Linked DNA regions of Homo sapiens: all the other regions are linked to region 6. The links are chromatin contacts, found by Hi-C or POLR2A ChIA-PET in ENCODE. All regions are on one chromosome and are shown on one strand. The core of a region is the stretch at or near the end of the contact, and the rest is flanking DNA. Distances in the headings are between cores, read along the strand shown.

Region 1 (4,610 bases), core at 1,140-3,639, 310 kb before region 6:
ACACAGCCCTTCCGCTTCTCTTTTAAGACTCTGCTATTCCTCTATCAGAATGGCAAGAAGGATGTGGGTAGATATAGTATGACTAAGCCCTGTAGATGATTCTGTTAGAGCTACTGCTTTTAAAGGGTTTCATAAAACCCTGTCTTTAGAAAACCTCTCCATATAACAACAGGCAGTAGGCACTCATGTCCTCTCAGCCCATCTAAATGGGGCTTCTAGAGGAATTACAAAATCCAGGCAGGTAAAGAGAAGTAGCTGCATGCACACAGTCGTCATAAGAGAAAATTCCCAAATAAATGGTCCAAGTACCTATAACTGTTAGCTCAATAAACACTTGGTTTTATCTGCTTTTACAATTTGCAAGGCTGTATAGAGGCTGTATAGTACATACTTCAGACAAATAAAGAAGGAGTTTCAGAATTCTTTTGTTTTTTTTTTCAGACAGGGTCTCGCTCTGTTGTTCAGTCTGGAGGGCAGTGGTGCAATCTCCGCTCACTGCATCCTCGACCACTGCCCCCCACCTCTCACCCCGGCAACCTCCCGGGCGAGGATCGCTCAAGGATCTCAAACGATCCTCCCACCTCAGCCTCCTAAGTAGCTTGGACTACAAGCCCACCACCACGCCTGGCTACATTTTGTTTTTTTGTGTGTTTTTTTTGTTTTTTGTTTTTTTCGTAGAGACAGAGTTTCCCTATGTTGCCCCCAGGTTGGTCTCGAACTCCTGGGCTCAAGTAATCCTTCCACTTCGGCCTCCCAAAGTGCTGGGATTACAGGCATGAGCCACCGCACCTGACCTTAGAATTATTTTATATCAAAGTTGACTTATTCACATGATGAATGGCAAGGCCTTATTAGGGACTAAAAAAATAAACCAATGGATGGGGAAGAAAATCATACTGACTAATAAACATTAGACCTGCATAACTGCCAAAGGCCTCACTTTTTAAGTTATGTTATGCAGCACAGAGTCTTCAGATTTTATTTACTTATTTATTTATTTATTTATTCATTTATTTGAGACGGACTCTCGCTCTCTCGCCCAGGCTGGAGTGCAGTGGCGCGATCTCGGCTCACTGCACACTCCGCCTCCCGGGGTTCACGCCACGCTCCTGCCTCAGCCTCCAGAGTAGCTGGGACTACAGGCGCCCGCCACCACGCCCAGCTATTTTTTTGTATTTTTAGTAGAGACGGGGTTTCACCATATTAGCCAAGATGGTCTCGATCTCCTGACCTCGTGATCCGCCCGCCTTGACCTCCCAAAGTGCTGGGATTACAGGCGTGAGCCACTGTGTCCGGCCCAGATTTTATTTTAGTCTACCAGGTAGTAGCAAACTATCCAAGGACTTGCCCAGGACCATTCAGGTCAGTGAGCTACAGAATCTAGTTCTGGAAAGGCAGCCATTCTTACTATTCACAAAGTGTAGAAAACGTGAATTCAGATTCCAGCAGCAACAAATGACTGGAGCACAAAACGCCAGCCACAGTTGGTGCTAACGCAGCTGGCTATCAGCTCCACAGGATGAAGCACTGTCCAAGGGTCTGATCAGTGAAGCATCACCCAAGACTGATGAACACAGCTGATATGAGGGGACCCAAAGTTCCCTGAGTCAAGACAGAAGAGCTGTGTCACGGTTTGCACAGAAAGAGAAAGAGCAACTATTCTTACCCACGGAAAGAAAAAGGGAGAAGGCCATCAATACTACCCTTAGGCTTGTGCAACGAGAAACTGCTAAAAATGGGGGGAAGGTATATATCCTATCATACTGATGTTTACCGAAGACTCCGCATCCCAAATGCTAAGCAACATACTGTAGGGCCTTGCTACTCAGTGTGTGGTCTGCGTGCCAGAGGCTTCAGCCTCGTCTGGAATCTAGTTAGGAACACAGTTATCTCAGAACCCACCCCAGTCCTACAGAATCAGAATCTCTAAGCGATTCGCAGGCACATCAAAGTGTGATGAGAGGCGCGGCAGAATATCTGACTACATTCTCTTAACAGCACCGTGAGACAAGTACTGTTACGATCTCCATTTCACAGAGGAAAAAAAATCAAGGGTCAGATAAGCCCCCTGCCAAAGATCACAAACTCAGGAGCGGCGAGAGTCACTGAAGTTCTCACCACAGCCAGGCCTGCGAGAGGCACTGGCAACCCAGGCCAAGAGCTGAACAAGGCCTCGATGCGCTCCAGCTCTGGGCCGGCCGGGAGGACAGGAGGCACAGGCCAAGGCCCAGGACGGTCGTGAACGCGGAAAGAGGCCGCCGCGACCTCCTCCCCGGCCGCCGCCACTCACCTGATCCTCCCGAAGGTGGGCGCCGCAACACCAAACCGGGGACGCCGCGGGCGGCGGCGACACAGATACTGGCTCCTCCGGCGACTCCGAGCCTCACAGCCCCACTTCCGGCCAACTGCCCGCTACTTCCGCCTGCTGCGCGAGTGACGGATGCGGCCGAGGCTCAAAAGACTCTGTCAGCGTTTCCCAAGGACATTTTCCACTGGAGGACGTTGTTGAGGAGGCAGGGGGAGTCTAGGACCTGCAGAGGGAAAACACCTTCCTGGATGGATCGCTCTGGAAGTCATTAAGCAGCTTAGTCCCGGCGCGGTGGCTCACGCCTGTAATCCCAGTACTTTGGGAGGCCAAGGCGGGCGGATCACCTGAGTTCAGGAGTTCGAGACCAGCCTGGCTAACGTGGTGAAACCCCCGTCTCTACTAAAAATACAAAAATTAGCCGGGCGTGGTGGCGCACGCCTATAATCCAGCTATTCAGGAAGCGGAAGCAGGAGAGTCGCTTGAACCCGGGAGGCGGAGGTTGCAGTGAGCCGATATCTCGCCACTGTACTCCAGTCTGGGCACCCCTGTACTCCAGCTCTGGGACACAGAGCGAGACTCCATCTAAAAAAAAAAAAAAAAAAAAAAAAGTAAGTAGCTTAGACACATGTTCAAATCTGAGGACCACCACTCAGGGTTTTATGGCCTTGGAGAAGTCACATAAATTCATTCTTGTTATATTATTATTATTATTTTCATAGAGACGGGGATGGCAGTGTCTTCCTATGTTGCCCAGGCTAGTCTCGAACTCCTGGGCTCATGCAATACTGCCGCCTCAGCCTCCGAAAGTACTGGGATTACAGGTATGAGCCATCGCACCCGGCCCACATAAATTCTCTAAGCCTGTACAGTGAGAAAAACAATACATTTTTTTTTTTTTTGAGACAAAGTCTTGCCCCATTGCCCAGGCTGGGGTGCAATGGTGCAATCATGGCTCACTGCAGCCTCAACCTCCTGGGTTCAAGTGATCCTCCTGCCTCAGCCTCCTGAGTAGCTAAGACCACAGGCATGCACCACCACACCTGTCTAATTTTAACAATGCATTGGTCGGGTGTGGTGGCTCACACCTGTAATCCCCGGTGTTGGAGACCGGCCTGGCCAACATGGTGAAACCTCGTCTCTACTAAAAATACAAAAAAAAATTAGCGGGGCATGGTGGCGTGCACCTGTAACCCCAGCTACTTGGGAGGCTAAGGCAGGAGAATCACTTGAACGCAGGAGGTAGAGGTTGCAGTGAGCCGAGATTGCACCACTGCACTCCAGCCGGGGCAACAGTGAGACTCCATCTTTTTTTTTTTTTAATGCATTTATAATAGAGATGTATCTGTAAAGTGCTCTCAGGAAAAGAGCTAGTGACATGATGGATAGATGAGCCTGCTGAGAGAAATGGATGTGGAGCTGGGGCTTAGCGAGGCCAGAGCTATGGAGCATGAGCCAGGGTGATTCTCCACCACCCTAAGAAGGAGGGCTGGGTCCTACTGGGTACATATATTGACACAGCTGTCAGTATAGGTACCTAGACAAGAAAGAGACTCTACTAAACCTCTACCTATCAGAAAGTCCTGGCCCCAGGCTGCCATTCCTGAGGGCACTTGAGATCTGCTGATCAGGGTCTTCATATCTTGTCAATGCCTTGGCTCTAAGGGGTGTGAAGGAGAGCTGAGAAATCATGCTCCCTCCAGGGCCTATCTTGTAGGGAAGACAAAATCAATGTAGGAAGAACACGTCCCTGCCAGGAGGGGCAAGCCTGACATCCCAACTCCTGAGCTCTGGAGACAGCGCTGTTTGAATATCTGGAGCCCCAGACCACAGACACCACTGCTTAGGGAGGGTTCTCTCCCTCAGGCCAGACCAGGGCAAACACTATTCATTGTTATGACTCTGTCCTTGCCAGTAGAACCCAGAGAAAGCAGAGAGCCTGCCCCCAAGGAATGAACCATGTTTGTTCCTAGGCAGCCATGACAATCCTGTTTCTCTTTGTAATACTCAAATTCCCATTCTCCCTTGAAGTGGGAGGAGCATGTGGCTCAGTTCTGGCCAACAGGACTTAAAGGGAAGGGTCCTGGGAGGGCTCTGGGAAAGCTTTTACTTTTCATGATAAAGTAGGGCCGCCTCAATGTCTTCATGGAGCTGTGGCAGCCACTTTGTGGTAAGGAGGGAACAACATGCCAAGGATGGAACAGTGGGAGGATGAAAATCTAGGTCCCCGAGGATCCAACAACCATGACACCACCTCCGGATTTCTTGTCAGGTTGGGGAAAAATAAACCACTCTTTGAGGTCCT
Region 2 (4,749 bases), core at 30-2,529, 420 kb before region 6:
GGAGGGCAGGACCACGGCCCAGTGGTCCCTTCACAGGAAGCGACACCTGGCACGGACACTGCTGGTGAGTAGGGTGAGAGGTCCCCAGCATCAAGACCAGCCACTGGTCATCAGAGGCCATTGTGGCTTAGGGTTGGGTGCTGGGAGGGTGGGGAGAATGAAACACCACTGAGATGCCCCCTGCCACAGCACCCCCAGCCATTTCTCAGTGCCCCTACTGCACACAGCAGGGTGCTGTCTGCTATCCTTCCTATTTCCCAGGAGGATTCTAGACAATTTACAAAGCACTTGGGTTAAAGACCAAAGTCACTAGTAGACTAGAAGGAGATAATTGTTCTATAAGACAGTGGTGGCCATGGGATCCCACAGGCATCCTGACAAGCCAATGACTGTCTTGAGGTGGACAGACCCCAGGCCAGTGGAAAGAGGTGAGGGATGCAACCTCACTCAAACAGACAACAGGGCCAAGAGGACCAGGTGGTGACTGACATGTGCACTAGGAACATCTCAGGGACTGCAGAGCTCCCCAAGACCATAGCAGAAGACAGGCGTGGGGAAATGGTTTGCTACTGTTTTGCAAATCAAACATTTACAGTGCATCAGGAGAGCCCGGTAACTAAAGAAGAAAGTGGTTAGTTCCTATGAGGCAATGTCTTACCGCCTGATTTGTGTGTATGTGCTGAGGTTTCTATGCGTCAGGCTTGTTTAGGGTGGACAAGAGGGCATGCCCAAGGGAGCTGGAGATCCCCACACTAGCTGGATCCTCAGGCTTCTACGGGAGGCGGGGGGCGTCCTGCTGTGGGAGGCCACATGGGGACTGGGGGGGACGAGAGGGGAGAGAACCAGGAAGATGGCAGCTCGGCGGTTACGAGACCAGTGTCCTGAGACATGACCGCCACCTCTCCCTCCGCAGACCGCAGCCCGAGAGCCCCGCCCCGCCCCGCCATCCTCCAATAAAGTGTGAGGTTCTCCGAAGCTGTTGCGTCGAGTTCTGTCCTTCGTCCCCTCCCTGTCTTCCCCGCTGAGACCCTTCCCTGCGTGGGGGCTGGAGGGACGCGGGTCCGGCCCCGCGGGCGGGAGTAACTAAGGGATGGCCCCGGGCCCTGGCGGGAAGGCCGGGCCAGAGCCTGGGGGCGGGATGCGGACGTCCGCAGGGTCGCCGCTTCGGTTCCAGAGGCCACACGGCCGGGCGGGGCGTGAGGGACAGCCCGAGGACTACAGGTCCCAAGGTTCCCCGCGCCGCTTCCGGGGCACGGTGGCGTCCCGGCACCGCGGCCGCAGTGAGGAGACTCGGCCATGCTACGCGCGCTGAGCCGCCTGGGCGCGGGGACCCCGTGCAGGCCCCGGGCCCCTCTGGTGCTGCCAGCGCGCGGCCGCAAGACCCGCCACGACCCGCTGGCCAAATCCAAGATCGAGCGAGTGAACATGCCGCCCGCGGTGGACCCTGCGGAGTTCTTCGTGCTGATGGAGCGTTACCAGCACTACCGCCAGACCGTGCGCGCCCTCAGGTGTGCGGCCGGGGGGAGGTGGCCGCCCGCGCGCGCTGGTGACGGTGGGAGTGGGCGGAGAGGGTGCTGATTCCTGGCGCGTCTGCACCCAGGATGGAGTTCGTGTCCGAGGTGCAGAGGAAGGTGCACGAGGCCCGAGCCGGGGTTCTGGCGGAGCGCAAGGCCCTGAAGGACGCCGCCGAGCACCGCGAGCTGATGGCCTGGAACCAGGCGGAGAACCGGCGGCTGCACGAGCTGCGGTGCGTGGGGCGGGAGGCGGGGCGGGGCGGCGCGGCCTGGCCGGCCTGGGAGAAGCCCGGGCCCCGCTCAGCCTCGGCCCTTTGACCCTCACAGGATAGCGAGGCTGCGGCAGGAGGAGCGGGAGCAGGAGCAGCGGCAGGCGTTGGAGCAGGCCCGCAAGGCCGAAGAGGTGCAGGCCTGGGCGCAGCGCAAGGAGCGGGAAGTGCTGCAGCTGCAGGTGGGCAACGTCTCCGGAGGGTGGGACTCCAGCCGGGGACGCGGCTTGCGGGGCACTGGGAATTCTGGGCACCGCGACGCGGGCGCTGGCTATGTGCAGAGACTTACAGTTGGCAGGTCCGGATTTGGAGAGGAGAGTGCCAGTCAGGCGCAAAGACCCGGAGGTGAGCGGAGTAATTGGACAGTGTTCAGGTACCTAGCAGGTCTGTGGGAGGGACCCTGCGTTCCACAAAGAGGTTGTATTTTGCATAACAGGTGATGAAGCCATGAAGGGTTAAGTATTTCAGGCTAGGATTAGCAGGTGTGCGACTTAAAAGCAGGGAGACCACTTAGGAGTAATGCAGTGAGAATGGATGAGGCTTGATTTAAAGTATAGAAGGGTGGCTGGGAGCGGTGGTTCACGCCTGTAATCCCAGTACTATGGGAGGCCGAAGCGGGCGTATCACTTGAGGTCGGGAGTTCGAGTCCAGCCTGGCCAAGCCCCGTCTCTCCTAAAAATACAAAAATTAGCCGGGCGTGGTGTGCGCCAGTAATCGCAGCTACTCGGGAGGCTGAGGCATGAGAATCGCTTGAACCCAGGAGGCAGAGGTTGCAGTGAGCCGAGATGGCGCCACTGCACTCCATCCTGGGCGACAGTGAGACTCCGTCTCAAAATAAATAAATAAATAAATAAATAAAGTAATGGGGGGAAGGATGAGTTAGAGTGATTCAGAGGGGACCACTGAGGGACGGATTTCACCTACCAGGACGTGAGATTTTCATAGCTGGCACTCGGGGCTATGGCTGAAGTGTCTGAGAAAAGAGGAACGTGGAAAAGCAACCTGATATCACTCCACTGGGAGGCCAGAGGGGCTCTCAAATAGGACCTGGGTTCCAGGCATGCTTCCCCAGGGAGAGCAGGAGCTGCTTTCTCAGTGGGGTGAGAGGCCAGCAGGCTGGGTGGGCTGGCTGGCATGTGCCCAAGGCTCCTGTTCAGCTGGGCTTTTCTCTCCCGATAGGAAGAGGTGAAAAACTTCATCACCCGAGAGAACCTGGAGGCACGGGTGGAAGCAGCATTGGACTCCCGGAAGAACTACAACTGGGCCATCACCAGAGAGGGGCTGGTGGTCAGGCCACAACGCAGGGACTCCTAGGGGCCCAGTAAGGACAGTGCCCGCCAGGGACCATGTATGTATCATGGCGGAAGAGTTGGCCCTGACCTGGAATAAAGCAGTTGGTGTTGCTTATGAGGAAGGTTCAGCCTTATCCAGCACAGCCTTCACGTTTTGCCCTCTGCTGTCACCACTTGGTCAGAAACTTCCAAACGCAGTGCCCTGTTCTGCCGGTGTGTACAGCCTCAGCGCACCAGGAGACCCTAGAGTGGTTTCCATCTCACAGAGAATCAGACAGGGCCACAGCCCCCTCAGGCAGCCAGGTCATCTGAGTATCATTAAGAGTAGTGATGGGAAGATTACAGTCTGAGGGCCAAACGTGCCTGCTTCCTGTTTTTGTAAATAAAGTTTTGTTGGAACACAGCCACACCCACTCATTGACTTCTTTTTACTACAGTGGCAAAGGTGAGTAGTTGCAACAGAGACCATATGAATCCCAAAGACTAAAATCTTTAACTTTTTACAGGAAAAGTGTAGTGATCTCTCATCTGGAGCTTTAGGACTCTAGCCTGTGTCACCCAGGACCTGAGCCACAAGCTAACCATTGGCCAGGCGCCTGCCTCTGCTCTATACTGTGCTTTGCTGGCCAGAGTCTGGTGTATCCAAGACCCAGAAGGCAAAGAGGAGACCCCATTTTTTTCTGGGTTCCACAAAGAGGTTGTATTTTGCCTTACAGGTAATGAAGCCATGAAGAATTAAATATTCTAGGCTAGGATTAGCAGGTGTGTGACTTAAAAGCAGGGAGGCCATTAGGAGTGGGTCTCTCCACCCATGGCCTCAGTGACCTACATTTGCCCTGGCATTGCCATTGCCCTTGGGCCACCCAGCAGATGGCTGCTGGCAGGGGAGACATGGTTGACCAAGATTTTATGAGGTTAGTGTGGCTTAGCAAGCACTTGGACCAACCTCTATGGGTACTGGGACTACCTGTGATGATGAAGAGAGTATATAGATCCATAGTCCCTGTTCAGATGCAGGCCCTCAAGCAGTGTCTGGGATGAGCTGGAGGAATGTTTCTCAACCAGAGCAGCTTCCGTTTGCTGCCATGCACATGAACTCCAGCTTCTCTCCATGTCTCCCACTTCTTTGCAGGGAAGGCCTAGGGACCCCCAAGAAATGAAAACCTTTTTTTTTCTTTCTTTTTTTTTTGAGACAGAGTCTCACTATGTTGCCCAGGCTGGAGTGCAGTGGCACGATCTTGCTCACTGCAAGCTCTGCCTCCCGGGTTCACGCCATTCTCCTGCCTCAGCCTCCCAAGTAGCTGGGACTACAGGCGTCTGCCAACACGCCTGGCTAATTTTTTATATTTTTAGTAGAGACGTAGTTTCACTGTGTTAGTCAGGATGGTCTCGATCTCCTGACCTCGTGATCCGCCCGCCTCGGCCTCCCAAAGTGCTAGGATTACAGGCGTGAGCCACCGCGCCCGGCCGAAATGAAAACCTTTTAGGGTGTATGGGCCACTCTTATTGCAGGTGAGAAAGCAGGTAATAAGGTACAAGCAGAGGTGGTGCCTGGCACCCAGCCCTCCTCAGAGCACTGCACTCCTGAGAACCTTGGCCTCCCTCCTTAGGCTGGTACTAGCTCTTCTCCCCCAGCATCAACTCTGGCCAGAGCACAGTGGCATCCCTGCTTTT
Region 3 (4,171 bases), core at 907-3,406, 310 kb after region 6:
CTGCGCGATCTTGCGCATCACGTCATCCGGTACTGAAAAGTTCAGCCTCTTCAGTACCTTCCTGAGGGGTAGACATTGGGATAGCAGATTGGGTCCTGGGGAAATGAAGCGAGGGGATGGGGGAGAGGGAAGGGGGCATGGTGGTTGCTGTTCTGAGTGTACAGCCCTGGGGGAGTGAAAGCGCATCGCATCTGAGCTTCCTTGTGTGGGTGTTCCGAGGTTCCTTGCCTCCTTCCTAATAGAAGAGTCTCTTGATTTTGTAATCGGACGAATTCTGTCTGCGTTGACCCTCCCCACCCTGCCACCAAAACAGTCTCAGCCTGGGCAACCAAGACCATAGGAGATGATGGGGCTGCACAGGTATTCTGCTACCTGTTCAGATGACCCCAGTTGCTGAGCTTCTGCTGGAGAGAGTTGGCGGGGACATAATTGTGCATCTCCACCATCTTGGGGAAGTAAAACTTGATGACCTCTGCAACAAGGACTGAGGGAGAGGGGAGCAGACATGGAAAGTGGGGGCATGGGTAAGGAAGGAGGAGGTGAGAGAAGGTGGGGGTGGGAGAATCAGGCATGGCAGAGTGGTGGAACCCAATGGAGGGGTGGAGATGCGGAAAGGGGAAGGATAAGGAGGGAGACAAAGACATTAAGATTAGTGATAGGTAGAGGAGACTAAGTCTCCAGCATACCTCAGAGGAGCTGCATCCCTTCCCCACTAATTTAGGAATGGGAATACTGAGTCTCTGGTCCTCCAGTAGAGAATGAGTCAGCCAGTGCAGGGGCTCACACCTGTAATCCCAACACTTTGGGAGGCTGAGGCGGGTAGATCACCTGAGGCCAGGAGTTCGAGACCAGCCTGGCCAACATGGTGAAACCCCATCTCTACTAAAAATACAAAAGTTAGCCAGGTGTGGTGGTGCATGTAAACCCAGCTACTTGGGTGGCTGAGGCAGAAGAATCGCTTGAACTCAGGAGGTGGAGGTTGCAGTGAGCTGAGATCATGCCACTGCACTCCAGCCTGGGCGACAAGAGTGAGACTCTGTCTCAAAAAAAAAAAAAAAAAAAAAAGAGAATGAGTCTCCAAGAGAAGCTTTCAGGAGCCCAGGGAATTCACATGGATGCATGATGCACACACACACACACACACACACACACACACACACTCCAACACCAAAGTTCCAGGAGAGTAAAAGACTCACGTAAGCAGAGACACATGTGATAAGATCCCCCTACACATAGATACATAGGGCAGAATGTGTAGACACATAGAACAAACACATGCTAGACACACATAGGCACACATGTAGAACACACATAGACAGAAGCACAAAAAGCCACATATGCACACAGCCTCCCCAAATATACAGATACAGAGATGCATAGAAGTACTTGACATGAAAAGATGACAGATAAGTATTTCTGTCATTGAGATCCCAGGAGACATTCCTAGAAACACAAACACCTTCACAATCACAAAGAAACACATGCACACAAGACCCCCCCAAATACAAGACTAAACATGTCAACACATATGAACACACACATGCTCAGACTCCCAGAAGACATAGAACACATAGCAATGAGTGAGCACATACAGAAATGCATAAATACATATGCAGACACATATCTTAATCATTAATGTCCCTGGAGGGAGTTAGAGGCACCCCCCCCAACATGCACACAGGATAGAACATGTAGACATACATATATGGACACACATCGTTCACACACAGATGCAAATAGAAAACAAGCACACACATCTAAAATTTGAAGTCCCAGGAGGCAGATTCCTCCCCACTCCCACAAGCACACAAACACAAAGAGTTTGCACAGAGACCCGTTACACACGAACATACAGGACAGAACATGCAGACACACAAGGGCACACACCTCCATCGCTAAAGTCCCGGGAGAGGTTTCGCTTGGGCCGGGACAGAGGGATGTTGTCTACCCACAGGTACAGCTGGTGCAGCGCCTCCTCGTCCACGCTGCTCGCCATTGGCGTCCTCACGGCCTGGCCGCCCCAGCGGTGCCGGGTCCCGCCCCAGCCTCACGACCCTTCAGGCGCTTCCTTTCTCGCCACTGCAGAAGCCCATAACTGCCTCTGCCTGCCTAATCCAGAGACTCACGTCCCAGCTGGGAGCGGCCATATTGTTTTCTGAAACCATGGAAACCATTCCCGACTCTCCTGGGTACAAAGACTTCTGGGAGTTGTAGTTTTATCCCCTCCCCGCTACCTCCTCTCAGGCCCGAGCTTTGAAAAGGCGGTTAGCTGCCCTTGTCTTCTTCCCAAGAAAGCATCACTTCTGTGCCCACGCCACCTAGTGACCAGCCACTCATCCATTTTGGGACCAGCCAAAGCCAACCAGGACCCCAGAATTCCTGCATCTGCACCCCTAGGGTGGGGATCCCCCTTCTTGGCCCTTCAGCCCTTTAGTCCCAAGTGAAGGGAGCACTCCAGTGTTGGTCAGCTTTATTTGGGGGTGCGTTGTTGATAATCTGCCACCCAAATGGATTGCGTGATACAACTGCTTCCTGCTTCGTCCCTCTCCAAAAACTCTATGCTCATGGGGCCATTGCCACTCGCCCTTCCCAGCAGTGTTCTAGTGGGGTATTTAATAGGTAACCCAGACTCCCAGGGAGAACACCAGAGTTCAAGGCCAGTACCTTGGCAGGTCATTTAACTTCTTAACTCTATTTCCTCCTTTGTGAAATGACGATGGTTCTCACTTATTTGTCCCAAACCCCTCATCACCCGTCAATGAGCTATTCTTCCATGGATTAGAAATTCATTTCAGGCAGGGCACAGTGGCTCATGCCTGTAATCCCAGCACTTTGGGAGGCCGAGGCGGGCAGATCACCTGAGGTCAGGAGTTCGAGACCAGCCTGGCCAACATGGCTTTCGCCCCGTCTCTACTGAAAATACAAAAAAAAGTTAGCCATGTGTGGTGGTGGATGCCTGTAATCCCAGCCACTGAGGAGGCTGAGGCAAGAGAATCGCTTGAACCCGGGAGTCAAAGGTTGGTGAGCCAAGATCATGCTATTGCACTCCAGCCTAGGCGACAGAGCGGGACTCCATCTCAAAAAAAAAAAAAAAAGAAAGAAAAGAAAAGAAAGAAACAAATTCATTGCAGTACCCATAAGGGGGTTAGGAATATGGGTCCCTCCTTAGTGAAGAGGTACTTCTAGAGTCAGGATGAGAAGAGAGTTTGACTAACGGCATGGCCTTGGGCACCTGACCGGACCGCTGCCTGGTTTCTCATGGCTTTACCTACCTTATAGGGGCTTTGTGAGCATCTAAAGCATTTAGCACAGAGCAGGGGCCCTATTAGTATCAGCTGGTACTATCATTAATGAGACAGTCTCAGTTCCAGCAAGAACTGTTCTTTTTCGCAGGAGACAAATGGAAGTAATTCGTCTTGTTGGAACCTGCGGTGAGGTAGCTGGGTTAAACAGGAGCACCTGGGCAAGCAGGCAATGCTCCTCCTGCTCACTCGAGAGCAGGTGGGGCTTCCTTGTGGCCTTCTGGTCTCCAACTCCAGGGCTCGGATTTCGGGAGGGAAGGTGGTGGCAAGGGGGATCCCAACTACTTTTTGTTGTCACTTCAAAGCCCTCAAGGCCTGGAGGGGATTCCTGAATGCCAGAAGTAGAGGCCAAGAGTGGAAGTCACCCCCATTTCTTGTTTTAAAGTCATATATAGTGGTCTTGATTTTCCATAAGGGGCCATAACCAGGGCAGGCCAGGGACAAGAGATGAACTGGATACTCCCCCATTAACATTCCCAGTGTTGGAGAGGAGAAACTTGGTGGTAAAGGTGGGCCGGGGATGGGAAGGAAACACAGAAGTGATGTGCCAGCCTCAGGTGAGGTGGGAAAACCGGTTTGGGGCCCAGAGCTGCCAGCCATGCTCAAGCCCAGGCCCTCCCTTGGTTGGAACTGCTGGGGCCTGAGGGCCTCAGTGAGGAGGGGTAGGGAGGGAGGGGCTGGCTCTGAAAGGAAAAAGGGTAGGATCAGCAAAGGGACCTGACCTCACCTTTGTACTGGGGGCCCCCTGGAAGGCACTGCACAGGGAGTTACCAACCATCCTCTGCCTCTTGGGGGTGCAACCTGTTCCTAGCAATTTCACCTTCCTCCTGCCACTGTGCCTAGAGGTGGCCACCAGGCTTGGATATGCC
Region 4 (4,485 bases), core at 1,491-3,990, 420 kb after region 6:
CCAACGTGCTGGGATTACAGGCGTGAGCCACCGCGCCTGGCCTCATTTTTTTTGAAAAAAAATAAAAAATAAAAAATAAAAAAATCTAAGCTTAATCATAGATTTACCTTACTCTGCTCCAAGGCAATTTTTCAACTTTTTAAAAAATAAATGTTTTCTTTCAGTATAATACCCAAAAAAGTGCACAAAATGTCTTGATAACATATTACAAAGGGAACACACCCATGTAACCCCCACCCAGATCAAAGAAACAGAATATCATTAGCCATCTAGAAGCCCATTTGGTCATCTTCATTTTCTTTTTTTTTTTTTTTTTGAGGCAGAGTCCCACTCTGTTGCCCAGGCTGGAGTGCAGTGGTGCAATCTCAGCTCACTGCAACCTCTGCATCCCAGGTTCAAGCAGTTCTTCTGCCTCAGCTTCTGGAGTAAGTGGGATTACAGGCACGCACCACTACGCCCAGCTAAGTTTTGTATTTTTAGTAGAGACAGGGTTTCACCATGTTGGGCCAGGCTGGTCTGAAACTCCTGACCTCCAGTGATCCGCCCGCCTCAGCCTCCCAAAGTGCTTGGATTACAGGCATGAGCCACTGTGCCTGGCCTAATTTTTTTTATTTTTTATTTTTTGTAGAAGTGGTCTCGAACTTGTGGTGTGCCTTCTTATTTATTTATTCATTTTTTTTTAGAGACGGAGTCTCACTGTCTCCCAGGCTGGAGTGCAGTGGCACGATCTCGGCTCACTGCAACCTCCGCCTACCGGATTCAAGTGACTCTCCTGCCTCAGCCTCCCAAGTAGCTGGGATTACAGGTGCCCACCACCACGCCCAACTAATTTTTGTGTTTGTTTTTTTTAGTAGAGACGGGGTTTCCCTGTGTTGGCCAGGCTGGTCTCGGACTCCTGACCTTGTGATTCGCACGCCTCGGCCTCCCAAAGTGCTGGGATTACAGGAGTTGAGCCACTGCGCCCGGCCGCTTTCTTTTGGTTATCATAAGGCGGGCAGTAGCTGAACTTCTCAGGAGTCCAAGCTCTGTCATTCTTTAGGCTTTGTGCTTCTGGATAAGTTACCTCATCATCCAAATGTTACTGCAAGGACTAAGTGAGATGTAGAGGCAGTGGGCAAATTGTGTAAAAATACTACTGTTTCAAGTGTTTTGATGTTGGAGTTCATCTTGCCAGCCAAGGGATGATGATACTTTGATTCTTCAGGATGATCAGAGCTCAGACTTGGACGGAAGCTCCCTCAGGTCAAGGAGGACCACATTTTTTGGGGGGTGGAGAGAGGAGGCAGAAAGAGAGGCAATGTCAGGCACTGAGATTTAGAAGAGTAGCTATAGCTGTTTTTGGTTCTTGTAGATCCGTCTGTGTTGGCTTCCTACAGGAGCTAGAATTTTCAGAGCTAGTCCTACAGTGAGGGGAGCTAACGTGGAGTGGGCGTGAGAATTCTATTCAGCAAGCACAAGCGAAGCTCAACCTTTTTGTTCAGCCTGCTACAACCAATCATTATGGGAGAGGGGAATAAGGATCACTGCCCAAGGGGCATTAGGATCACTGCCCAGTGGGCATTACAGTCTCCCCAGGGAGGCACTCTTTTTTATTTTTTATTTTTTTTGAGACGGAGTTTCGCTCTTGTTGCACAATGTTGGGTCACTGCAGCCTCCGCCACCCGGGTTCAAGCAATTTTCCTGCCTCAGCTTCCCAAGTAGCTGGGATTATAGGCATGGGCCACCACGCCCCGCTAATACGGAGGCACTTTTAATTAGCCCACAGTCCAGTGAAATTTGACGGAGTGAGGAAGTGACCTCAGAGTACAGAACGGGATGGGATCCTTCCGGGCTTGGGCAGCCTTTGGTAGTGGGGATGCTTGGAAGGGTCAGGGTCTCAGTCCTGGAGGTGACCAATTTTTCTCTCCAAAAGAGAAAGGAAGATGATTAAAAAAAAAATCCATGCTCCAAAGCGGCAGCCAAATCCTTCTATGGCCCCCAATGCATCACCCAGAAAGGGGCTCCAGACTCTCCTGCAAAAGGCCAACTCTACTTCCCGGCTCCCACTTCCCCTCCTTCGCCACAGGAGGGTGGCGAAGGATTTATAACCCACCTCTTTCTTTCAGTTGCCATGGAGACAAGCCCCAGTCCTTTCATTCCTTCTGGTACCTCTCTCTCCAACGCAGGCGGAAAGGAGGCGGCTTAGCCCAAACATGCTGGGGGAGGGGCTGGCGGCCTCGACGGCAGCTGCGGAACTAGGCCGAGGGACAAAGGCTAAGGTCAGCCGCGGTTCAAGCCCTTTCGTCTGCCGACGACCAGCGGCCAGACGCTGCGGGAGCACTGCTGGGCTGGAGGAGGGCTCGAGCTGCGAGGACGGCACGGAGCAGCGGGGTGGGACTCGGGGTCGCCCCAGGAGAGTTCCGCGGCCCGGGGGGGCAGAGGCATGCACAAGTGGGGGGCGGAAGGAGGGGGTGGATGAGGAGGCTCGGGCCCTTCCACCCACGCGTCCATTGGGCGGCGCCGCCATCACTCTCTTCTGGGCTACACCGCCTTCTCTTCCTCCGCGGAACCCGGATCCCCTCCTCCACCACCCTCTCCCCGCCCCGTCACGATAGCCTCTCATTGGACGGAGGCACGGTCAATCCTCCTCGAGTTAGGGAGCCGACTGGACGCGAGGCCTTTGGGCCGTCCCCAGCCTCGTCGGATTGGCTTCCTGCGCGTTGGCGCAACGGAAGAGGCGGCCGGCCGAGGGCGCGCCTCTGCTCTGGCTGGACTGCCGCGGAGGAGGCGAGAAGGAATCCGACGCTGGGGGGCTTGCTCGGGCGGCAGCGACTGCTGCTGCGGATGGGAGGGGGCCGGCTCGGCGCGCCCATGGAGCGCCACGGCAGGGCTTCCGCCACCTCCGTCTCGTCGGCTGGGGAGCAGGCGGCCGGGGACCCCGAAGGGCGGCGGCAGGAGCCACTGCGGCGCCGGGCGAGCAGCGCGTCGGTGCCCGCGGTCGGGGCCTCGGCTGAGGGCACGAGGCGGGATCGACTGGGCTCTTACAGCGGCCCCACCTCGGTCTCCCGCCAGCGCGTCGAAAGCCTGAGGAAAAAGCGGCCGCGTAAGTGTTCCGTGGGGCGCCCTCCCGGCCCGCCCTGCCCCCCCTTCCGGCCCACCCTGTCCCCTTCCGGCCCCGCCGCCGTTTTTCCCGCGCGCGGACACTGTCCCCGCACGGTGGTCCCTCGTTGGTGCGTGGCCTGACATCCGGCTGGAGGCCTCGGGTGCTCCGAAAGCGGTACCTTCGGGGGCCCCCCCGCACCCATTGGTATGCACTTCCCGCTTGTTGGAGTGGAGGGCTTTTCCCCAGGACCTGTCCTCCCTTTTCTTAGCTCCTTGGGCATTCTCTTCCTGAGGGTCACATGATTTTATCCTCGAGAAGGCTTCTTTTGACTCATTTCCACCTCCTTTCCTCCCAAATCCTTTGAATCCCCAATGTTTGTTTTCCGTGGGTTTCCAAAGAGCTGCTCTCTAATACTTTAAGTCCCTTTTATTCGTCAATTTCGGGCTTACTGGAAAATGGTGAACTGCCCCTTGAGTTGCACCAGGCCTGAAACTGTATTCCGTGCACCTCTAAGGTGGCTGCCCTTCTTCTCGTGAGAATCCAGGTCATCTCTCACCCACATATCCCCTCCGTTTTCCTTCTGTCTATTTGCAGGTACTCACGATTCAGAACTGTGGCATTCTGGGCATTAAGGCTCTTTGTTTTGAGGGGAAACAACATCTTTCTGAATTTTGCCTTGGGAGTTGCATACGCTCCTCCCAGAGAATCCGTTTCCCCATTTTATTAGGTTTCTTTTTCTGTGTTGTGTATTTTCTCCCCTTTACAAGTCTTCAATTCAGGACCGCTGCCTGGCAGCCATTGCTGCTGTTGAAAGTATCAATTGTCCTGATACTGTAATATGAGCTTTACAGTGTGATGCCATTTTACATATGGTTGGACTTTTTGGTGGGTGTTGCCAGATTCCTATTTCAGGAAATTGACTTGTTTAAATGCAGATTGTGAGAGGGAGGGAAAATGGCAAGATGTGAGATTTTTATTGAATAGTCTTCTACCTTAGCCCAGTCACCCAACTGCTTTTTTGAATCTTCTCTGATATGGATGATTAAATGTAGTTCTATTTTGCTGTGAAAAGTTTGGGAGTTTTCAGTTCTTTTGTCTTTTTCCATCTTCTTGCAACAGATTTGGAAAACAGATTCTTAACCTGTGCCATTTTCAGAGTCAGTCACCTAGTTTTGTTTTATTTGAGAAGCACCTGAGTTTGAAGCAATGCAAAATATGAGATCCTTCATGGTTTTGTATTACATCGTTGGAAATGGATGTAAATTCCAAAGATTCAGCAAATAAGAGTATAGCCATTAGCCACAAGGGTTTTTTTGGTTTGTTTTTTGTTTTTTACTTTGAGACAGCGTCTTGTTCTGTTGCCCAGGCTGAAGTGCAGTGGCATGATCATGGCTCATTGTGGC
Region 5 (4,510 bases), core at 1,385-3,884, 350 kb after region 6:
GTCTCTAATGAAAATACAAAAATTAGACAGACGTGGTGGCAGGTGCCTGTAACCCCAGCTACTCGGGAGGCTAAGGCAGGAGAATCGCTTGAATCCAGGAGGCAAAGGTTGCAGTGAGCCGAGATCGTGCCACTGCACTCCAGCCTGGGTGACAAGAGCAAGACTCCATCTCAAAAAAAAAAAAAAAAAAAAAAAAAGAGCAAAGATACTATGAATATTCTATTTGTGTCTTTTGGTGAACAACAGCCCTTATTTCACTCAGGTACACATCAAGAGTGGCGCTGCTGGGTCATGGAGCAGTGAGGTCAGCATGAGTAGCCACTGCTGGGCTTGCTGTTTTAGATGATGTCTGAGCTAGCAGGCATAGACATTCCCAATGTACCCAGAACAGACTCTCAGAAGCATGGGTTGGACCCAGGAGAGCCCAGTGGCCAAGGAAAAGGGATCTCCCAGGGCACACCCACAAGCAGCCTCCAGCAAAACCATCAAGCAAAACCCCCACTCCCAGTAGGCTGAGGAAGCCCTCCATGCTGTCACCTCCATCTGGGTCTCCCACTGTCCTCTGGGAGTAGTAGCTCAAGCCAGCCTCCCACAGCTGTCTCCTCCACACACCTCACATGAGGCCAGCCCTCTAGTGGTCAGAAACTTGGTGTTGACTCACTGCCTGAGGAGTGGACAGAGGCTGGGAAACTGTGTTCCAGATGCCAGGTGGCCCCCAGCAACCAGAGCCCTCTCCTTGCTAGCTCTCTGCTGTAATCAGCTGGCAGACACCAGCCCTGGCTGAGAGCAATAGGGACTGGGGACCAGGAGCTGTGCCAACATCACTCCCCAGCCTCGTAGCTGAGGCCCCACAGTCTCTGGGCTTGCCGCAACACCTGCACACACATTTACGTGTTGTCACATGCTTTGGCCAGGCCCTGGCCACCTGCAGCTTCCCTTCAGTCACCTCCTAACCTATCCTGGGTCCTATGGCTTAAGGGGCCCAGAGTGCACTTTCTCAGGGGGTGCTGGCTCTAGGATCCCTGCCTGGGCCACCCTACCCTGTTCTCCTTTCTTGTCACCAAAGAGCGTGTTCAAGCCGGCTCCAGTCCTGTGTTGTGCATGGCCCTGGGGAGTGGAGATGGAAGCCATCAGCACTATTGGTGAGACCTGATTCACAGGGGTGCAAAGGCCGCAGCTGAATGCCAACGGGCAGCCTGAGCAGGAAGGCTTCCTCCCATTTTGTCTGAGTATATATCTACAAGGTCAATTAAAAGGACAGGAAAGGCCAGGCGTGGAGACTCACGCCTGTAATCCTAGCAATTTGTGGGGGAGAAGCGGGAGGATCACTTGAGCCCAGAGTTCAAGACCAGCCTGGGCAATACAGTGAGACGCTAACTCTACAAAAAAATTTAAAGTAGCTGGATGTGTTGCCTGCCTATAGTCCCAGCTACTTGGGGGGCTGAGGTAGGAGCATTGCTGATGGGAGCGGGCAGCGAGGCTGCAAAAAAAAAAAAAAAAAAAAAAAAAGCCGGGAAAGGGAATTCTAGGCTGGGGGAACAGTCAGTGGGGGAGGCTCCGAGGCACATTTGGGGGACAAGGCTGAAGCCATTCACATGCCAAGAGGTAAAGGAGGTGCAGCTTCATGGTCGCGGTGGGGGTGGTAGTGGTGGTGGTGGCTGGAGGAACACATGCAAGTCAGGCAGTGAGGCCCAGGCAGGCCTTGTGGGGCCCCCAAACACCAATGGGCCAAGCCTCCAAGTTGGGGCTTTTACGTAAGGCTCTATAGGGGTTAGCGCCAGAGTGCCCCTTTCAGGTTTAAGGTATAAACCTCTTCCCTGTTGTTTTGATGGCCTCCAGTCAAGAAGGGGGCTTGCTGGTCAGCCCTACTAAGCGTTCGCCCTGGGCGACACTCTACAAGGTTTTACTGGGGCCCAATGAAATTGACAGATCTGCCAGGGACACACACTGAGAGTCCAGAAGCAGCGTTCGAATCGTTCTGCGCCGAACCGAGTGACAGCATTAAACCGCTGCAGGAACCCACAAATTCAGAATCTGCGCAAAATACACATATTTGTATTTAAAATCCGCGCAAAATACCCATGTGCCTAAATACACATATTTCCCTCCAAAGTCATAATTTCCGGGGGTACAGCCCAGGAATGTACATTTGAACTGGTGCCCCAGTGATTCTCACGCATGTTGGCTAGATAAGAACTCAGCCGCAGCCCGTAGCTGCGCGGCCCGGCCTAGGTCCACCCGCCGCCCGTCCCGGAGCCTCCTAAGGCCGCAGGCGACGCGCCCCGCCCTCCGGGGACAACTAGGCCCCGGCCTTTTCCGCAGACTCCGCGCTCCGAGCCGCGGCGCCCCCTCGCGGCCGCCGGGGTCGGCAGCCTGGGGCTCCGCTGATCTAGGGCAACGAGCGGGGGACGCTTCGAGCCCGCAGCGAGAGTGACCAGCATGGTCCCTGCCGGCAGCTCGGGGCCGGAGGGTTTTGACTGCAAGGCCAGCCCACGCCGAGGGTCCAAGCATCGGGATATGCCGCCAGCACCTGGCTGCTGCAGCACCGCGCTGGACATGAGCGCTCCGCCCAACCCGACGGCGTCAGCTGGCGCGCGCGCCCGCGACCGACGTGCGCAGGCGCCCACGGGCCGCGCAGCCGCCATTGCTCTCCTGCCACGGAGGGGAGCGCTTGGTGGCAGTCCGCGGGCCCGGACGGAAGGCTGAGGCGACGCCTCGACGACAGCGGACCGGAGCTGCAGGGGCAACACATTCAGGGCGGGGTGCCCCATTTAGGCCTGGCTGACCGGAGTAAGAAACTACAACCCCCGAAGTGCCTTGCGCCTCAAGGTTACGGAGGCAGTGACGTAAGCTGTCTTGACCGCTACCATTTCTCTAGTAGAGGCGGGACGCGGCGGCGCGGAGTGATGACGCGCTCTGCTGGCGGCTGGAGGGTTGCGGAGGTCAGCAATTGGGTGCTGGGCTCCGGTTCTCGAAGTGCCTTTGCGAACCTGCTATTTTACCAGTTTAAACTGACGGTCTGTTTAGCCTTAGCTACAGATACCCACTGACTGTGTACCCGCCGCCTTTCAACCCCCGGGCCGGCCACTGAGCCAGCCAGATAACCATTACTATTATTTAGTTTCTATTTTGAAACAGTTTCAGGTAACTCCTGTATGCACTTGGATGAGATTCACAAGTTGTAACCTCATTTGCCCCATTTACCTTATTATTTCCTCTGTTTTTCTCTCTGCCTTTTTTCTTCCCTGGACCAAGTGAGTTAGTTGCAGATATGAAATCCTGTTTCCTCTATATTTAGAGGCCCATCCGTGTTTATTTTCTAAAAACAAGGACGAGCTCCTGCATTCAAAATCGGGTAACATTGGTCAAGACTTTTTCTGACCCATAGTCCATATTGAAATGTTTTTAAAGTTTTTATTAGTGTCCTAATAATGCCCTTTATGGAAATTATCCTTTTGTTTTTCTTTCTTTTTTTTTGAGACAAGAGTTTCCCTCTGTCGCCCAGGCTGAAGTGCAGTGGTGCGATCTCGGCTCACTGCAGCCTCCCCTCCCGGGTTCAAGCGATTCTGTGGCTTCAGCCTCTCAAGTAGCTGGGGTTACAACCATGCGCCACCATGCCCGGCTAATTTATTTTTAGTAGAGATGAGGTTTCACCATGTTGGCAGGCTGGTCTGGAACTCCTGACCTCAAGTGATCCGCCCACCTAGACCTCCCAAGGTGCTGGGATTACAGGCGTGAGTCACCACACCTGGCCCAAATTACCCTTTTCTTGGTCCAGGACCCGATCCAGGAGTACACGTCGCATTCAGCTATCTGGTCTCTTCAGTCTCCTTCGGTCTGGAGCAGCTCCTCAGGTTTTCCATGACCGCATGACCTTGACGCTTTTGAAGATACCTGTTGTTTTGTAGAACTAGGTTTAGGGTGGTCTGAGATTTTTTTTGTTTGTTTGTTTGTTTTTCTTTTTTCTTTTTTTTTTTTTTTAGTTTATGCCTATTCTGCTTATGTATGTCTGAGATTTTTTATCACTGGATTCTGTTATGTGATGTTGTTCAGATGCTGTTATTCAAAGTGTTCAGCCTCACTGGCCTCTGGATACACTCCCAGACACTGCCAGGTCAGCCCCTTCCTGTGGTCGCCTCTCCTGCTGGGGTTCACTCTCACCTTACCAATGTCTCTGGCTTCCCTGTAGCACCCACCCTGGAGCCATGGTCCACGCCTTCCTCATTCACACCTTGAGGGCCCCGAATACTGAGGACACGGGCCTTTGCCGAGTGCTGTACTCCTGCGTCTTCGGTGCTGAGAAGTCACCTGATGACCCACGGCCGCATGGTGCCGAGAGGGACAGGCTTCTCCGGAAGGAACAGATTTTAGCTGTGGCCAGGTAACCACACAGCCCAGCCCCAGGCCTTCATTGAACACGTACCTGATTGTAATAGGTATTTTCGGGGAGTGGGGACGCAGAGAAATAGGAGGACTAAGAAGCAGAGAGGAAGTTTTAGAGTAGCATTTC
Region 6 (4,301 bases), core at 61-2,560:
GCCCGGCTAATTTTTGTATTTTTTGTAGAGACAGGGTTTCACCACGTCGATCAGGGTGGTCTCGAACTTCTGACCTCGTGATCTGCCCGCCTCGGCCTCCCAAGGTGCTGGGATTACAGACGTGAGCCACCGTGCCCGGCCAAGGCTGCCAGGTCTTTTTTAAGCTCAGAGCTAGAAACAAGACATTGCTACTCCTACCAACTTCTTCTATTGGTGAAATTGAGTCATGGTTTCTCATGGTCTCAATCATGACCCAGCCCAGATTCCAGGGTCAAGGACCATAAAAGGCTACATTGATGGAAGACATGTCTCATTGAGGGACACCAGAGTAACAACTACCAGACAAGAAGGGGCAGGTCTGTGTGAGCGCCATTTCCTAATTCTATATTGCCCACTCTTCAGAGAAGATGGTTGGAGGGCAAATTGTGGGGAGCAAGGTAACTCCAAACTTTTACAGAATTAAAGGTAGGGGGTCTGGTCAGCTACAGTCCATCTGTTATCAAGAGGCCTGGCTGTGTGTCTTCATTCAGTTTATTAGGCATTTACTGAGCACAGCCTACATGCCAGGTTCTTCATTTTTTGACACAGGGTCTTGTGTTGCCCAGGCTGGAGTGCAGTGCTGCGACTGCGGCTCACTGCAGCCTTGACCTCTCCAGACTCAAGCGATCCTCCTGCCTCAGCCTCTGGAGTAGCTGGGGATACAGGCGCGCACCACCATGCTCGGCTAATTTTTGTATTTTTAGTAGAGACAGTGTCTCACCCTGTTGGCCAGGCTGGTCTCGGATCCCAGAGATCAAGTGATCCGCCTGCCTCAGTTTCCCAAAGTGCTGGGATTACAGGCGTAAGCCTCCGCGCCCGGCCTATGCCAGGTTCTACATGTGTTCTTTCTTGACTCTTGTGTTACAGAGGCTCGAATGAAGCCTGGCTTCTACAGTACCGCACCCAGCACCTCGCTGCGATGCAGCCTCCTGTACCCTTTCCGTCCGGCAGCTGGAGTTAGGGCAGAGTGCCGGGTCTCTAGGAGGGCAACACTCAACGCAGTCGGCTCCTAGGCATCCAGTGGGGCTGCAACCCCGCCGCCGGGGACGAAAGGCGAAGGGGGAAAACTAGAGCTTTCGCCGGCCGGGACAGCGCAGCCGGGTTTCAGCTCGTTCTACGGTCCACGTCAGAAGATCGCCTCCGGCGCCGCGGACGCCGGAGACCACTGTCTGCGCCCCCGCACGCACGCACCCACGTACTCGCGCACGCGCGCGCCGGCCCCGCCCACCGCCCCGCTGTGGCCCCTTTGGACCGCACGAGCCACCGTCCGCACAGCCCCGCCCCGCACGGCCAGGCGAAGCGGAGCCGGCCGTGCGGTGTGTGTGTATGTGTTCGCGGGGCGCCGTCTCAGCCCCGGGAAGATGGTGGCTGCAGCGGCGGCAACTGAGGCAAGGCTGAGGAGGAGGACGGCGGCGACGGCAGCGCTCGCGGGCAGGAGCGGCGGGCCGCACTGGGACTGGGACGTGACCAGGGCTGGGAGGCCGGGGCTGGGGGCCGGGCTGCGCCTCCCGCGGCTGCTGTCTCCACCGCTGCGGCCACGGCTGCTGCTGCTGCTGTTGTTGCTCTCGCCGCCGCTGCTGCTGCTGCTGCTGCCCTGTGAGGCCGAGGCCGCGGCGGCGGCGGCGGCGGTGTCGGGCTCAGCCGCAGCCGAGGCCAAGGAATGTGACCGGCCCTGTGTCAACGGCGGTCGCTGCAACCCTGGCACCGGCCAGTGCGTCTGCCCCGCCGGCTGGGTGGGCGAGCAATGCCAGCACTGCGGGGGCCGCTTCAGGTGAGTGGCGGGTGGTGTCGGAGGGTCGGGTCCAACCAGAGGCTGGGGCTGAGGGGCGTTCGAGACGGCTCCAGGTCAGAGGGAGATGCTGGACAGAAAGTGGAGAGGGTAGGGCCGCCCTATGGGGTTTGAGGGCCATTTGCTTCCGGGGAGATCATCGTCTCTGGCCTGGGGTCTTTCTCTGTTGGAAGGTGAAAAGGTGTGGGGCAAGGGTGGGGGCACCCCGACGGTATTTGGGTGCTTAGGTTAGTTAGATGGGAAGAATGCTGAGGGACCCAAAGAGCATCAAAGCCGATCGCTCTAAAACTCGGCGTGTTTCAGCTAAACGAGGTATCCAAGGAAAGGTGGTCGAGCCAGGTTTGCTTGAACACTTCCTTTTAACATCCACATGTGCCCTAGGACCCGATGAGTTCCCCGATGCACTGGAGATGTGGGGTGCTCTGAAGAAACAGGGCCCTGGAAATGCTTTGTTGGCTGGAGATAAAAGGGAAAGGGTAGCATTGTAAGATATTAGGGATAGAAGGACCAGTGGTCCTTCTAAAGGAAAGTGAGGAAACTAGCCTTTTGGCAAAAGCTCCCTGGAGGTGGCAAATTGGAATAGGGTCTGTGGTGAAGAGGGAATGGAAGGAGATTCCTATTTGCCTTGGTTTCTGGACAATATGAAGTTCTGAATTGGCTTAGTTTGGGGCAGTTCCTCTTGGAGAAATCAATAAATTAATTAGCAGTTATCGTTATTTGCTTCAGTTGTGCAATGATTTTCCAGATAATACAGACAGATTAGCCAGACTTTGGCCTTGTCCACAGGGAGTTTGGAATATAGCAAGAGAAAGATAATGTGCGCACATAACCCTAGTCATAAGGGTTACAGAGTCATTCACGCCTTTGACAGGTATTTAGCTTACTGAACACATGTCTGATGTGGGGGAGTGGGGAAATGTGAACAAGACAGACAGGGCCTCTGCTCTCATTGACCTTAACATTCTAGTGGGAGCAACAGGCACTTAACAAGTAAATAAATGAGAGAAATAAACATGGTAATTTCAGGTAATGGTAAATGCTATCAAGAAAATAAAAACAGCGTGGTCTGATAGAGAATTATAACCGGTGGTGACTCTTGGAGAGGGTTCTCATTTGAAATGACATTTGATCTGAGACCTGAATGAGGCAACAGGGAACTTGTGGGAATTCAGGGATGGAGAGGTTGTGGCTAGCTGGAGGGATGCAAGGAGGACTTTGAGGAGGCGGTAACATTGGATTTGAGCATGTAAGGTTAAGTAGGATTTGGAAATGTGGAGCTGGAAAAAAATTACAGATGGAAAGAAGGGTGCAAACAAAGTTGTGGAGGCTGGAAAGTAAAGTTTTGCTGCTGCCTATGTGGAAGAGAGTTGTGAGAGAGGAGTTTGGAATAGCAAAATTGTAGACTTAGGTAATATTAGGTCTTCTGAGGAACTCAGAGAACGTTGAGCAGATGAGCTCTTTAGTTTTATGGATGGAGAAACCAAGTTACTTCAGGACCACTGATGCAGTGAAGCTGCTTTTGTAACTTAGGGTGTTCTGATTTATGAATTCCATTAACCTACATGTATTTGTTGAGGGCTCCTATGTTTTAGGTTGTGAGATACAGTGGTATACAAGACAGGCACAGTCCTGCTCTTACGGAGCTCACATTTCAGCTTGGGAGTAAAAAAATCCAACAAAAATTTTATTGTAATTTTGTTTAAGGCTGTGGAGGTAAAGAGCAGGAGACAAACAGAGGACTTGACTTAGTCTAGGGGTAAGGTAAGTCACTGAGGAAGCGATGTGAAGTCTGAGGGGTGAGATGGTACTACCTGCGTGAGGGGTGGGGTGCTGAGGGGCCAGCAGGTACAGAGGCTTGGGGTTGAAGCGGATGGAAGGCCAGGTGGCAGGAGCAGAGAGAGCAAAGGGGAGCTTGGCAAGACTGGAGAGAAAGGCGGGAAGCCAGGCCAAGTGGAGATCTGTGGGTTGGATTGAGAATTTTGACCTTTAGCCCAAGAGCTGTGAAATGGCGTAGTTCACGCCTATTTTCATGACATTATAGGCTTTTAGATTGGAGCCAGAATACAAATGGCCTTGAAGGTGAGGCCAGGGCATTTTCCATTTGAGAAGCTTCCAAGGTCAGGTGAATGGATGGTTGAGTCAGACGAGGATCCTTCAAGTTCTGAAAACCTGGGACACTGTGGTAGGCAGTGGGGACCAGCGGTGTGGGAAGGGGACTTCATAGCAAGATCAATCTGTAATGTTCAGAGTAGGTACACTCACTTTGGGCATGAGAGATAGGGGGCAGCTAGGTGGGATCTGTTGGCATGGGTCAGAGCAGTGGTAATGAGAGCTTGTAGAGGTGAAATGGACAAGTCTTCCGTGTAAACTGGTTTGCTCTTGGAAAGGTGGGGGATGGTGAGGGAAAGAAAACTAGATCCTGTCTTGGGTGGTTGAGAGGACAGTGATACCATTAACAGACACAGGGACACAG

The links. A loop is a pair of places that touch in the nucleus more often than their neighbours do. ChIA-PET counts read pairs that join two places held with the same protein, here RNA polymerase II (POLR2A). Pooled maps may share reads with other maps.
Region 1: a pooled map shows a loop between it and region 6 (7-fold over the local background). The contact joins the promoter of FASTKD5 here to the promoter of ATRN in region 6. A Hi-C loop is called at or near these places in 2 of 37 single-sample maps with no recorded cell type and 10 of 50 pooled maps. POLR2A ChIA-PET finds 5 or more read pairs at or near these places in 1 of 52 experiments (MCF 10A).
Region 2: a map of B cell shows a loop between it and region 6 (5-fold over the local background). The contact joins the promoter of MRPS26 here to the promoter of ATRN in region 6. A Hi-C loop is called at or near these places in 1 of 168 maps with a recorded cell type or tissue (B cell), 1 of 37 single-sample maps with no recorded cell type and 11 of 50 pooled maps.
Region 3: a loop to region 6 is called in a map of heart left ventricle, with 5 times the contacts of the local background. The contact joins the promoter of SPEF1 here to the promoter of ATRN in region 6. A Hi-C loop is called at or near these places in 2 of 168 maps with a recorded cell type or tissue (CD8-positive, alpha-beta T cell and heart left ventricle) and 4 of 50 pooled maps.
Region 4: a loop to region 6 is called in a map with no recorded cell type, with 8 times the contacts of the local background. The contact joins the promoter of PANK2 here to the promoter of ATRN in region 6. A Hi-C loop is called at or near these places in 1 of 37 single-sample maps with no recorded cell type and 7 of 50 pooled maps. POLR2A ChIA-PET finds 5 or more read pairs at or near these places in 3 of 52 experiments (GM10248, K562 and PC-3).
Region 5: a pooled map shows a loop between it and region 6 (16-fold over the local background). The contact joins the promoter of AP5S1 here to the promoter of ATRN in region 6. A Hi-C loop is called at or near these places in 2 of 37 single-sample maps with no recorded cell type and 8 of 50 pooled maps. POLR2A ChIA-PET finds 5 or more read pairs at or near these places in 1 of 52 experiments (activated B cell).

The regions. Positions count from the first base shown.
Region 1 is chr20:3,157,476-3,162,085 of GRCh38, forward strand. FASTKD5 (FAST kinase domains 5) reads right to left here and starts at 2,390. Exons shown (of 2, transcript NM_021826.5): 1 at 2,291-2,390. It overlaps UBOX5 (U-box domain containing 5), which reads right to left and starts at 2,390. Exons shown (of 5, transcript NM_014948.4): 1 at 2,291-2,390.
Region 2 is chr20:3,044,773-3,049,521 of GRCh38, forward strand. It overlaps MRPS26 (mitochondrial ribosomal protein S26), which reads left to right and starts at 1,280. Exons shown (of 4, transcript NM_030811.4): 1 at 1,280-1,508; 2 at 1,601-1,747; 3 at 1,842-1,965; 4 at 2,963-3,478. The coding sequence starts at 1,297. The coding sequence ends at 3,097. GNRH2 (gonadotropin releasing hormone 2) reads left to right here. Exons shown (of 4, transcript NM_178331.2): 3 at 1-64; 4 at 914-975. The coding sequence ends at 964. RefSeq lists enhancers at 762-821, 2,162-2,221 and a silencer at 922-1,791.
Region 3 is chr20:3,779,292-3,783,462 of GRCh38, forward strand. It overlaps SPEF1 (sperm flagellar 1), which reads right to left and starts at 2,157. Exons shown (of 7, transcript NM_015417.5): 1 at 1,888-2,157; 2 at 373-484; 3 at 1-61. The coding sequence starts at 1,996. RefSeq lists enhancers at 2,051-2,345, 2,307-2,456.
Region 4 is chr20:3,886,647-3,891,131 of GRCh38, forward strand. PANK2 (pantothenate kinase 2) reads left to right here and starts at 2,741. Exons shown (of 7, transcript NM_001386393.1): 1 at 2,741-3,082. The coding sequence starts at 2,785. It overlaps PANK2-AS1 (PANK2 antisense RNA 1), which reads right to left and starts at 2,527. Exons shown (of 2, transcript XR_001754478.3): 1 at 2,093-2,527; 2 at 1-1,903. RefSeq lists an enhancer at 1,816-2,367 and silencers at 2,376-2,435, 2,626-3,125.
Region 5 is chr20:3,817,913-3,822,422 of GRCh38, forward strand. It overlaps AP5S1 (adaptor related protein complex 5 subunit sigma 1), which reads left to right and starts at 2,635. Exons shown (of 3, transcript NM_018347.3): 1 at 2,635-2,846; 2 at 4,190-4,381. The coding sequence starts at 4,206. RefSeq lists a silencer at 2,159-2,438 and enhancers at 2,435-3,138, 2,679-3,018.
Region 6 is chr20:3,469,708-3,474,008 of GRCh38, forward strand. ATRN (attractin) reads left to right here and starts at 1,311. Exons shown (of 29, transcript NM_139321.3): 1 at 1,311-1,810. The coding sequence starts at 1,401. RefSeq lists an enhancer at 898-1,037 and a silencer at 1,138-1,697.